Linked DNA regions of Homo sapiens: region 2 is linked to region 1. Evidence: chromatin contacts called from ENCODE Hi-C or POLR2A ChIA-PET data. All regions are on one chromosome and are shown on one strand. Each heading gives the region's core, a stretch centred on a gene start or an enhancer-like site at or near the end of the contact. The rest is flanking DNA. Distances are from core to core; before and after follow the strand shown. Region 1 holds the start of HHIP (hedgehog interacting protein). Region 2 overlaps LOC105377462 (a long non-coding RNA gene).

Region 1 (5,545 bases), core at 1,481-3,980:
GTGATCTAGCCACCCTTGGGCTGTTCCACTCCTTGCTGGAAAGGGCCGATTTGATTTGTCTGGATTATTTTGGTCAACAAGGGGTCCCTTCTTCTTTTCACCACTCTGTCGGTTTAGCTGAAGAGGAAGACCTCTCCAATGAAAGAGGACCATTTTTCACGTTCAAGTGTATGCATGGCTATCCTCTGCTTCTTCAGCCTCCAAGGGGGCTTTTAAGGTTTAATCTAAAGAAATAACCCTGTATTGATTCTTGATTCCTAAGAAATTATGCTGTCAGTCTGGTTGTAGGCAAGGGTTGCAATTTTCCCTCTGGAAAAAACAAATCAGAAGTTAGTCCATTTGTATAACACTGCTTAGTAACTGTTTAGAAATTATATCAGTAACACTAAGAATAAGCTCAAGCTATCTCCTAAGTGACCCAATTTATTGACTTTCAGGACAAACAGTATATGAAATCAATTCTAATTTCCATATATCAAGAAATAACAAGCATGTCTTATTTCAGTAATCTTTTATAAACTTTCTATATCTTAGGGTCGTAGGTTATAACAGATGCATAGTATTTTAAAACCAAAATAAATTTACCTTTAAGTGGCCTTAGTATAAGCCATAAGAAAGGCCTGTTTCAAAACTACTAACAGGAATTTATCAGAGTAGGAGCTCAAACTACTGAAATACGATTTTAGAAGGACTTTTATTTTGGAAAAAGAATATAAAACTGGAATTTGGGAAGAAAGGGTTAGATAGTGGAAAGCACCCCAGATTGGATCCGAGTCCTTATTCTCAAACTACCTAATGAGATGAAATTGTGCAAGTGATTTAAATTTGATGAGATTCATCTGGAGATCTATTAATGAGTTTAAAGTCTTAAAGTGCTTACTGCTTTCTGATTAATTTTATATTAAAAGTCCTCAAAGCAGAAAGAATGTCAGATAAAAAAAAGTATGTGAGATCCAAAGTGGACTTACAATCACATGCATGAAGAAGTCATGTGTATACAACAGCCCCTGGGGAAAATGTTAAATATGTCATGGGGGCTCTACATTTAGCTGAGGACTGGGCCAAACATCCTAGCAGATTCTTTTCAGTTATTCTGATGTGTCATCTCTTTGGGGAAAAACCTAACTTCACTAATATCCAGGCTCAGGAAGTGAAAAAGACAGAAGCCTTACCTAGCCACTGTGACCAGAAGTGATTAATTTAATCAACTGCCCACCTCAACCATCACCAACTTTTGCAATCACTTGGCGAAATCAATGTCCAACAAGTGAAGCAAACCCAAATGTGGTGAACATTCCTCCATTGCCAAAATGGGACAACTGCCTTATCTCCTCATCAAAGCCCATCTTCTGGGAAATCAGCTTCTCTGTTAAATACCCAAGTGGGCTAGAAGCGCATTTTGTGGGCAACCCTATAGAAGCTCGTCCTGATGCCAACTTGCAGGGATCCAGTAAACCTCAAGTCACCGCTCCTGATAACGTAGACATCTTTTTAGACACACTATTTACACAGACTTTGTCTAGCTGGGGAAAAGGTTAATTTACTTGTATACACGGGGATAAGTAGAGCACAGCGCTTCTGGATGCCCTCAGACTTGCATCTAATTCTTTCTCCAGATCTAACGCCTCTGTTTCTACACCCAGGGGAACCTCTCCCCAGGGACTGCGCGCGCGTGCGTGCAGGTGTGTGTGTGTGTGTGTGTGTGTGTGTGTTTGTGTGTGTTAAAACGAACACTAATTCCGCGCCCAGCTTCTCTCTCCGTCCACCTGCGGCCCAAGAACTTGTGTTCCCAGATGGTACCAGCGGGGCCCGGCTTATTCCCGAACACATGTGGGGACCTGAAAGGGGCGTCGGGGACTAACCCGCCCAAACCGTGGCAAACACTCTGGGAGGCCGACTTGGGCTTGGCCTGTGGCCCGACACACCGCCCCACTCCGCGCACACGCGTCTGTGCCACTTCAGTGGCTTGCAGGACCTCCGGCGAGGATGAGTCTCCAAACCATCTCAGCCTACTCAACGGCATCTGGGATGTCCCCCTGCCTCTAAGTCAGACCCCAAGAAAGATCTTTGAGGACTTGAGCTTCACGTTGAAAATCAGTGTGGAAAATGGGGGTGTCAGTGCGGCTGGGGGAGACAAAGGGGCCCAAAAGCTCCCTCCCGTCCGCTCCAGCCCACTTAGTTCACCCTCCCACGGGGCGAGGGGCGGGCCGGGGGGCTGAGGTGGGGATGGCCCTGGAAGGGGTCCCTCCCTTCCCACCTCCTACGGCCCACTCTTACTTACTTTCTTTCGGAGCCTCAGCTTGGCCGCCTTTAGCCCAGGCAGTGCGGAGGGGAAGCGGGGAGGAGAGAGGAGCCTGCGGGCTGCAGCAGCCGGGCAGTCCCGGAATCTCCGGACTGCGTCCCTGCCCCAAGCCCGCCGGGAACCCGGGCCGTGGACGCCCCCACCCGGGGGCCGCGGCGAGGCGGGCGCGCGGGGTTCAGCACCCTCGAGGCTGGTTCCGAAGGCTCGCGGCCCTCCCCCTCCGTCCGCCGCCGTCGCGGCTAGCCGCCCCTCCCCGCCGCAGCAGGGAGGCCGCCGGGGCCCGGGGGACGCGCTCGCGCGGGGGCCGCCCCCTCCCCTTCCCTCCACCCTGGGCGGGGGCGCGCGAGAAGCGGTGACGTCAAGGGGCGCGCTGTGGCAGCACCTCCCCGCGCGCTAGTTAAAAAGAAGAAGAAAAGAGGGAACGAAACATGAGAGGCTGTGTGAGAAGCTGCAGCCGCCGGCAGAGGAGACCTCAGCATCATCTAGAGCCCAGCGCTGGCCCTGCCTCCGCCTGCCCCGCCGCCGCCGTCGCCGTTTCTGTTCCTGCTACTGTCCCACCTAAACAACTCCCGTTACACGGACAAGTGAACATCTGTGGCTGTCCTCTCCTTTTCTTCCTCCTCTTCCAACTCCTTCTCCTCCTCCCACTTCCCAGCCGCAGCAGAAAGCCCCCAACCCAACTGACACTGGCACAACTGCAAACGGTGTCATCCGCACAACTTTATCTCGCTCCTCGGGCTCCCCTAAGGCATTGGACCCATCGCCGCGTCTTTTATTTTTTGCAAAGTTGCATCGCTGTACATATTTTTGTCCCCGCCACCTCCCTCTGTCTCTGGAGTGCCCTACAGCCCCGCAAACTCCTCCTGGAGCTGCGCCCTAGTGCCCCTGCTGGGCAGTGGCGTTCCCCCCCATCCTCCCGCGCCCAGCCCCTGCTGCTCTGGGCAGACGATGCTGAAGATGCTCTCCTTTAAGCTGCTGCTGCTGGCCGTGGCTCTGGGCTTCTTTGAAGGAGATGCTAAGTTTGGGGAAAGAAACGAAGGGAGCGGAGCAAGGAGGAGAAGGTGCCTGAATGGGAACCCCCCGAAGCGCCTGAAAAGGAGAGACAGGAGGATGATGTCCCAGCTGGAGCTGCTGAGTGGGGGAGAGATGCTGTGCGGTGGCTTCTACCCTCGGCTGTCCTGCTGCCTGCGGAGTGACAGCCCGGGGCTAGGGCGCCTGGAGAATAAGGTAGGCACTCACCGGCTTCACGGATGCGTACTTGGCATATTGGCTGGGTGGGGTTCCCTGTGGCTCTGGCAAAGCCGGTGGTTGTAAGAAGGTCAAAACTTCTTTGGGGGAGTTCTTTCCATAACTTTTCTATAGCGCTAACGTGATTCCGTTGTGTGTTCCTCTGGGGTAAGCAAGTAGCATTTCCTCCCCCAGAGTCCGCGGTCGGGATGCTGTGCAAACTTGCCTATCTCTGAAAACAGACGTTTCTGCGGTACCCGCACCCTGGGCTGGGTAAATATTTTAAAAGAATCGCGATGAACAGTGTGTTTTGGATCGAATGGGGCATTGGCTGCGGTGAAACTGTAAATTAAGGTGGCTGTGGTTTCCGGCTTATTTTTCTAGGGTAAAAAGATTTGTGCTGTTTTCTCCACGTGCTCGGTTAGGGAGAGGATTGAATCGTAAAGGATGTTGAAGCATGGTTGGTTTATGATCCCCAGCCCCGTCAGAGGGGGGTGTCTTGCATTACATTAGTTAAACCAACAGAAAGGAACTCCTGGTCCTCCGGTTAGGGACCTGAAAAAAACTGGCGAAAGATTTTGCTGGGGCGTTATTTATCACATAAAACTGAGACGATTCTCCGTCATTTTGTAACATTATAAATTCAGACTTTCAGGGTCAGTTGGTGTCTTGGAAGATCTACTCTAAGAATTTGTTTTAAGAGTAATGGCATTTACGTTATCCTTGTGTTAATAAGTTTAAATACTAACATGGTGTTTGTTGACTGTAAAGGCACGCTTGTTTTTGAGTTTGCAATATCGTTCTTGCCAGGAGATGCAGTCATGGGTGGTATCTACTGTACTCCAAGGAATCATTGCTGGCTCACATCATTAACAATCACTGCACGTGAAATAAACAATCAGGTGTCTTTGCTCCCCCTCCCTTTCCCCATTTTAGGTTTAATTAAGAATTCCTCTGTTAGAACACTGCCAGTTGTCAAGGTCTGAGAGACTCTTGGAAAACTTGTGCTTCAGTCTTGCTGGCCCAGGCATAATAAAAAAAAAAAATACCCAGGCTGAATCTAATTTTTATGCTCAGTTCACGGTAGATTTCACTCTATTCTCATGTAAACAGCTCCTACGAATCAACATATGTGTCTGGGTGGTATCTCTCACTTTGTTTTGTAACAAAAAGCCATATTGCATCATTTAATTTGCTCAAGTCATGCAAATAGGAAAAAATCAATAGGACAAAAAGGGGTCGACTTATCCTCCTCCCCACTAAACTGCTGCCCACACACAGAGTCCTGTTGCTTATGGCAAAAGAATAACAACAACACCATTGTATTTGTTAGTTGGTTCACTAATGGGTGAAACTAGAGAACATCATTCTCTTTCAGTCCCCAGCTCTGTCCAAATGTTCATGCCTTTTGAGGGAGCATTTGTCCAACTCCTTCTATTCCCAGATGAGTGAGAACTGTCTTGCTGCAGGTTTTCAGCTGCAACTCTCTTTTTATTCTTACCATATGCAGCAGGAGCCTGAGATTCAGGGAACAGATATTCCAGGATTTTATTCAAAGCAATGTCTTTAAGCTCCTGTGTTGCAACTGAATTAAGTTTCAAAATAGCTATATTCAGGTCACCTTAAAGGTTTTATCAGGAGCCCTAAAGAACCAGGAAATTCAGAGAAAAGTTTAGAAATATTTGCCATTAAGTCTCCCTTGGTGCAATACGTACTATGAATATACTGATGATCTAGAGACCCCTGCAATACTCAACTCTTCCAGAGACATGTGGAATGAAAATTTTGTTCTTGACTAAATGGTGAGGAGAAGGGGAAGGGGGATGGGACCAAGGGGAGTTATAGCCCTTAAGAGAAGTTATATAAAAATTTTTTTAAAGAAATCATTCTTTAGGAAGCAATCTGCCATGTTAACTATATACATTCCTTTCTGTTTTATGTGCTTCCAATCTCCAACAAACCCCTACTCATTTGGAAAGTGTGTCTGAATTAAGTTTGGTACACTAGACTTTTGCT
Region 2 (5,562 bases), core at 2,727-5,226, 290 kb before region 1:
TGTAGCCTGTATTCCTGCTTCACTAATTGATTGTTTTTTATATGCTAGCTTCCTAAAAGGAATTAAGGTGGCTTCCATTACTAAGGAAAGAAATACTTGTACCATGACACTAGCCTAAGAATAATTAAGGCAGTTAAGCAGAAATGTAAATTTTCACCTTCCCAGCTGTCACTGAAAACATGTTTACCCATGTAGTGAAAATAACTAAGAGTAAAAATTTAAACAAACTCTGGAAGAGCAATTGCTAAAAGAAAACAGAGTCAGACCATAGAAAGTCTGATGCAAACAAGAGGAACAGTGACAATACATAGTTGCTACTCCAAACCAACAGAGGAAAGAATTATGCTACAAGAAAAAAGAAAGGATTCCAATAAGAGATAAGTTAACACAACTGGAAATGAATGCTCTCTATGAATAAGCCCTCCCTGAAAATGTTTCTGGATGCAATATTCATTCCTGGCACAGGAAGTAACCAAATGTCACCCAAATGATCTGGAAATTAATGTCACCTCCTAGTATATTCTTTATTTTCAAGGAAACAATATACCCTCAGATTTATTCTGCCTAGAAAATCCACTTCAGAAAATGAGACAAGGGAGTAAAAGGTAAATATGCACAAGCAGCTTCACTGCCTAGGTCTGACTGAGTCAGGGTGGATTGCAGATAGAAAGAGCAAGAAGTGCCACTTTGCACATTTTCTGTCTTTTCTGTCTGCTTGATGCTGCTGCCAGTTAATGTTAGAGGAGCAGGACTCCCGTTTGGAGCTGCTTCCCTTGGACTTTGGTGGGTCCACCCCTCACAAGCACAGCTGGCAGGCACTGTTTGGCATTGGTCTTCATAGAGCAGCCCATCAAACCTGTTTGCAAATTCCACCAGGGGACAGAGTGGCTTTTCAAACTGTCAACTCCCTTGGCTTTGAGCTCTAACACTCCGTCTGCAACATCATTCTCTGCTAAGTGGAAGACATGCAGACAGGATGACATGTCCCAACACAGGTCTGGTGTCCCAGAACTGCTCTGATGGCATGCTATTTCCGCACAATGAGAACACATGGGCCTTTGTGCAGTGTGCATCTGGAAAACTTCCCAGAGCATGCATCTGCCCTCTGATTTACACCTTGCAGAATAAGGCTGACCGGTGGGAAAGCGACCGAATCTATAAGCAGTGGGTGGGCTGTGTTCCCTCCCCCTACCCCTACCTCCTTCTTATTCTGAGAAACAATCGTGGGTGTTCCTATCTCCCCAAAACTCCCTGCCCTGAAAAAGAAAGGGAAAAAGCTGCTTCCTGGCTGAATAAAGCTGAAACACCTGTGTGCCAGAAATACACAGATGTAGACGGGCACAGCATTGGTGCAGATCCATCTGCCCAGCGTGCTTCACTTGGTGGTTAGAGTGGTATCCAATTAGGATGGGAAACCCACACCAGAAGAAAGATTCCTTTGGTCCTCATTATCCTCATTCCCTTACAATTCTTCTCACATTTCTCTCTCTCACTAATGCTTTACCCGAGGATGAATATACAATGCCAAAAACAACCCTTGCTTAAAAAGCCCTGAAAGGCAATTCTATTTCAGGTGGTATCTTCCCTTCATCATTATTCATCCTGCCTTTTTACTTTGGGCTAGAAGGACAAATGGAAAGAAAAACAATACAATAGTCAGTGCAAACTGAACCTTTGTCAGAAAATGTGTGTCTTTTATGTTACAGCTGTGAACTGCTCATGTGAAATGTGTGCTGAGTGTCATTCATTCCAAAAATATTTATTAAATACTAACATGCCTGGTTTTGTGTTAAGTCCTGGAGGTATGGCACCTGGCAAAATGGCCTCACCAGAACTCACTGATGAATGCAGTAAAAAATACCTGCATCGTGTATTGCAAAAACAATGTAACATTTAATATCATTGCCGTTTTTATTCTCCTGCTTTTATCTATAGCATTATTTATTTTTCTCTCATATAGGGCAATTTCCACAGAGAACATATTGAGTCTAAATTGCTCAGTACAGTGTCTATCATGGTGCAGGCAACAAGCAGCTGGTCTGGGAGAATAAGATATTCAGAGTTGGATGCTTTCATAGCCGTTTAAGCTGTGGGTATTACCCAAATGAACTTTCTATACAGCTTTGGAAAATGGACTGGAGTATGGAAGTATCTGGGTGTGGGGAAGAGACAGAAGTTATTCATCAGGATCTCAAATAGATCGATTTTTGGACAACAATTGTCTGTTAGGGTTTTTTTTTTATCCTTTTAATTTTGAGATAATATTAGGCTCATAGGAGTGTTGCTAGATAGTACAGAGAGTTCCTGTAGGCCTTTCACTCTGCTTCTCCTAATATTAACATCATATATAACCACGGTACATTGATCTAAACTAAGAAATTAACATTGATACAATACTATTAACTAAATGACACACTGTATTAAAATTTCAGTAGTTTTTCCACTAATGTCCTCTTTCCATCCTAAGATCTAATCCAGGAGGTCACATGGAATTTAGGTTTTGCTTGGTGTTAATTGAGCTATTTCTCTACTCTCGATGTCCTATTGATATGATATCACCATTTTTGAAAAGAAGTTCTCACCTTCGAATCTGTAAAATGCTAGAAAGGAGATAGGAAAGAAGGTAAAGTGGGAAACAATGGGAAAATTTTCTTTTATTTTTTAATTTTCAATCTACCTGCAGGGAGAACAGCATGACTTAGGAACATGGTTTTTCTGACCCTCCCTATCTTTTTAGCCCTGAGAAAATAAAAGATCAAGTACTCTCTTTAGAAGATAACCTTGTAAATCTCTAACGGCTCAACAGCCATTTAGTCTGATGCAGCCCTGGATTGCTATTTCCATTTCACAGATGGGGAAAATGAAGCCCTGCCCTGCTGAATGATTGTTTAGGATCACAAAGCCCTGACTTACCTATAATAAAACTAAGACTAAGACTTACAAGGGGAATGGGGGAATCCAGCTCAGCCCTGAAGTCTCTCTCAGTGGTTAACCCTTATTATAAGAAATGGCATTTATTTGTCAGGATATAAGAACAATGTTTTTACAAGGAAAAGTTTGGAGCAATAACCGAAAATAAAGTCCCTTAGTACATCTGGGGGAATGGGGAAGCATTCTATATTACTCTAGCAATGAACTCTGGCTACTGCTGAGCTAAACTCTAAGTTGCAATTAGTTTAAGCTGCAAACATCAAGCACCAAAGGAATGCTGGGCTTTCATAGGTGCAATGTTTTCAAGCCAGTGACTTTATACTATGGAGGCATATTCTGAAAAGGCTGGCAGCATTCTAGACCCAGGAACCTGAGCTACAGACATCAAAGGGATTCACTTCTTAATTCTGGACATTTGTAAAGTCCACCAGAAGCAAACATGCTGGAACTTCAACAGCAGGTATTACACTGACTGTAAAAATCATCCATCTTAGTCAAAATTACAAACAGGTCTCCTTGTCTCCCTCCTCCCCACTCCATCCATCCCTTTCCCTCACGGTAAAAGAATCAACATGAAGCAAAATGTGTTCATTCCTCTGTACCAGTAACGATGCTGCCAGGGAGGGGGACTACTCCCTGGATCAAAGAGGCCTCTCTCACAGGGCAGTGTGTGGTGAAGGAACATTACTCCACAGCCCCTCTCATTCCCTTTCCCTCTCTCTTGCTTTTTCTTTCTTTCAACATTAGGCATTCTTTTATAGTTTCAAATTAACATTAAAGTACAATAACAGTGATTCATGGCTGTGATAAACAAAAAAATAGGGATACCTTCACAATAAAACTCTGTAAAATGCACAAACTGACACGTTTTAAATGACTCTTTAGTAACAGGGGAGAAAAAAAGCATATGAGGTAAATCCTTCACTGAGTAACTCACCAGGGAGACTGGTAAAAATAAATTGCACAGCTCTAATTTTCCTAGCAGCTTCCATGCTATTCTTTGAAACTGAGTACGAACCCCTTGGCCTAATCCCAAGAGCCGATCTATAGTAAATAGTGCACACTTAAGCCTAAGTTCCTTTTTAGCACCATTCAGACAGTGACTTCAGCCGCAGAGCTTAGTCATAGCAGACATTTTTGTGGTGAAAGCATTAAACCCACATGCAGCTCTCTTTCTGTGGCCACTGGGGGTCATGCTCCCTTCCCATTAGCTGAATAAATCATAAAGTCGGCTCAGACCACCCAAGGAGTGCGACCAGCAAGCCACAGGCGATGCCTACAGCCGGTTATTTCTTTTCAGAATCTACAGGGGGAAAAAAGCAGAAAAAGAAAAACAAGAAAAAAAAATACACTGCAAAACAGACTGCCTGTAGGAAATCATTTGAGTTTTTAAAAATGTGATCTCTTTGAGAGTAACCCAGTGTTTTCTTGTTTACTTATTTATTTTTTAGTTAAAATCAGGGAGCCTGATTTAAGAAGAAAAGTAGCCATTGAAAAAATAAAGTCACATGCATGCCTTTTGTCATATGCTGGAGTTTGCTGACCAAAAAAAGAAAAAAAAAATCTTCTCTGTGGATTTTAAATTAAGGAAGGCCACCCTGTGTGGCCAGGCTCTTCAGGTGGTTCCGATAAGACACAATGCAGATGCAACTGGGGGGCCCTGCATCCGGCTAGCTTACGTAGCCAAACGGGATTTAACGAGGAAGCAAACGTGTTGTCTAATGTTCCCTGTGTCAAATGATTCACTCCGCCCAGGAAAGGGATGGGGTCCTGGAGGAAGATCTGCAAGTCACAAGTTCCCATCAATCAGTAAATAAGATAAGAAATAGGAATTTTAAACATAACTATTAGCAGGCAACTGCTATCACATCCACACACTGCAGCTCATTATGTTAAATAGTCTCTTCGGGGAGTGTAGTGCGGGGGAGAGGAGCAGAAGGGGGCAGAGTGGTGAGAAAGAAGAATTTTTTTTTACATGCATTTTTAAAAACTGTGCTTTATTTTAGATAAGTCTGTAGATGTGCTGTAATTTTAAATAACTGTAGAAGTCTAACAGGCAACTAAAATTGTGACACCCCCTCACAACCCCATAACTATTACCCTACCTCCAAGTAAAGTCTAGCCAGAAAGAAAGTATATTTGAGGTGGGTTCCAGTGATTTCCTCAGGACTCTGGGACAGGTAGCTGTTAGGATCTTGAAGGAATTTGAAGCTGAGTGGTGATCCCTTTTGTGTCCATGAACAGTCTCCCTAGTGTGTATTTGATAAACTTCAGTATGTGATCTTGTAAACTGGTTATTTAGGAAGCACTCAAATTAACACACTATATTTACCCTTTGTTTAACTTCAGAACAATGTAGGCAATTTCTTTACCAGTGTCCACACAAAGCTCTGCCTAAAATCTTTAAAGCCCTCATCTGCAGTGACCCCCTTGCTGCTCAAGAAAGGACAGCCCCTCGGTCTACACTGGGGCATATTACATGGTGATTTTGAGACTCTTGCCCACCAGGGAGGAGGGCCGGTTCACTTATATCAGTTACATTTGTGACTTAATATGGTGAGTTGTAAGGTCACCCTCAATCAAAGCCATCTTGTATTGAAGCAATTTTAACTGTCAACAGCCTATGTCTTA

The links. Hi-C counts contacts between places; a loop is a spot of excess contacts on that map. ChIA-PET counts read pairs that join two places held with the same protein, here RNA polymerase II (POLR2A). Pooled maps may share reads with other maps.
Region 2: a map of endothelial cell of umbilical vein shows a loop between it and region 1 (8-fold over the local background). The contact joins the enhancer-like site here to the promoter of HHIP in region 1. A Hi-C loop is called at or near these places in 2 of 168 maps with a recorded cell type or tissue (chondrocyte and endothelial cell of umbilical vein), 9 of 37 single-sample maps with no recorded cell type and 6 of 50 pooled maps. POLR2A ChIA-PET finds 5 or more read pairs at or near these places in 1 of 52 experiments (PC-9).

What each region holds. Positions count from the first base shown.
Region 1 is chr4:144,643,426-144,648,970 of GRCh38, forward strand. HHIP (hedgehog interacting protein) reads left to right here and starts at 2,731. Exons shown (of 13, transcript NM_022475.3): 1 at 2,731-3,529. The coding sequence starts at 3,251. HHIP-AS1 (HHIP antisense RNA 1) reads right to left here and starts at 2,594. Exons shown (of 2, transcript NR_037595.1): 1 at 2,282-2,594; 2 at 1-309. RefSeq lists enhancers at 2,696-3,261, 4,502-5,090.
Region 2 is chr4:144,352,480-144,358,041 of GRCh38, forward strand. All of the region lies in intron 2 of LOC105377462 (a long non-coding RNA gene), which reads right to left. Among named protein-coding and RNA genes, the nearest start is that of GYPA, 210 kb to the left of the region's middle. RefSeq lists an enhancer at 3,182-5,088 and a silencer at 3,965-4,034. Within about 2 kb of position 3,977, at least 3 of the 41 ENCODE cell types and tissues checked have a DNase peak (open chromatin) inside an H3K27ac peak, as active enhancers do.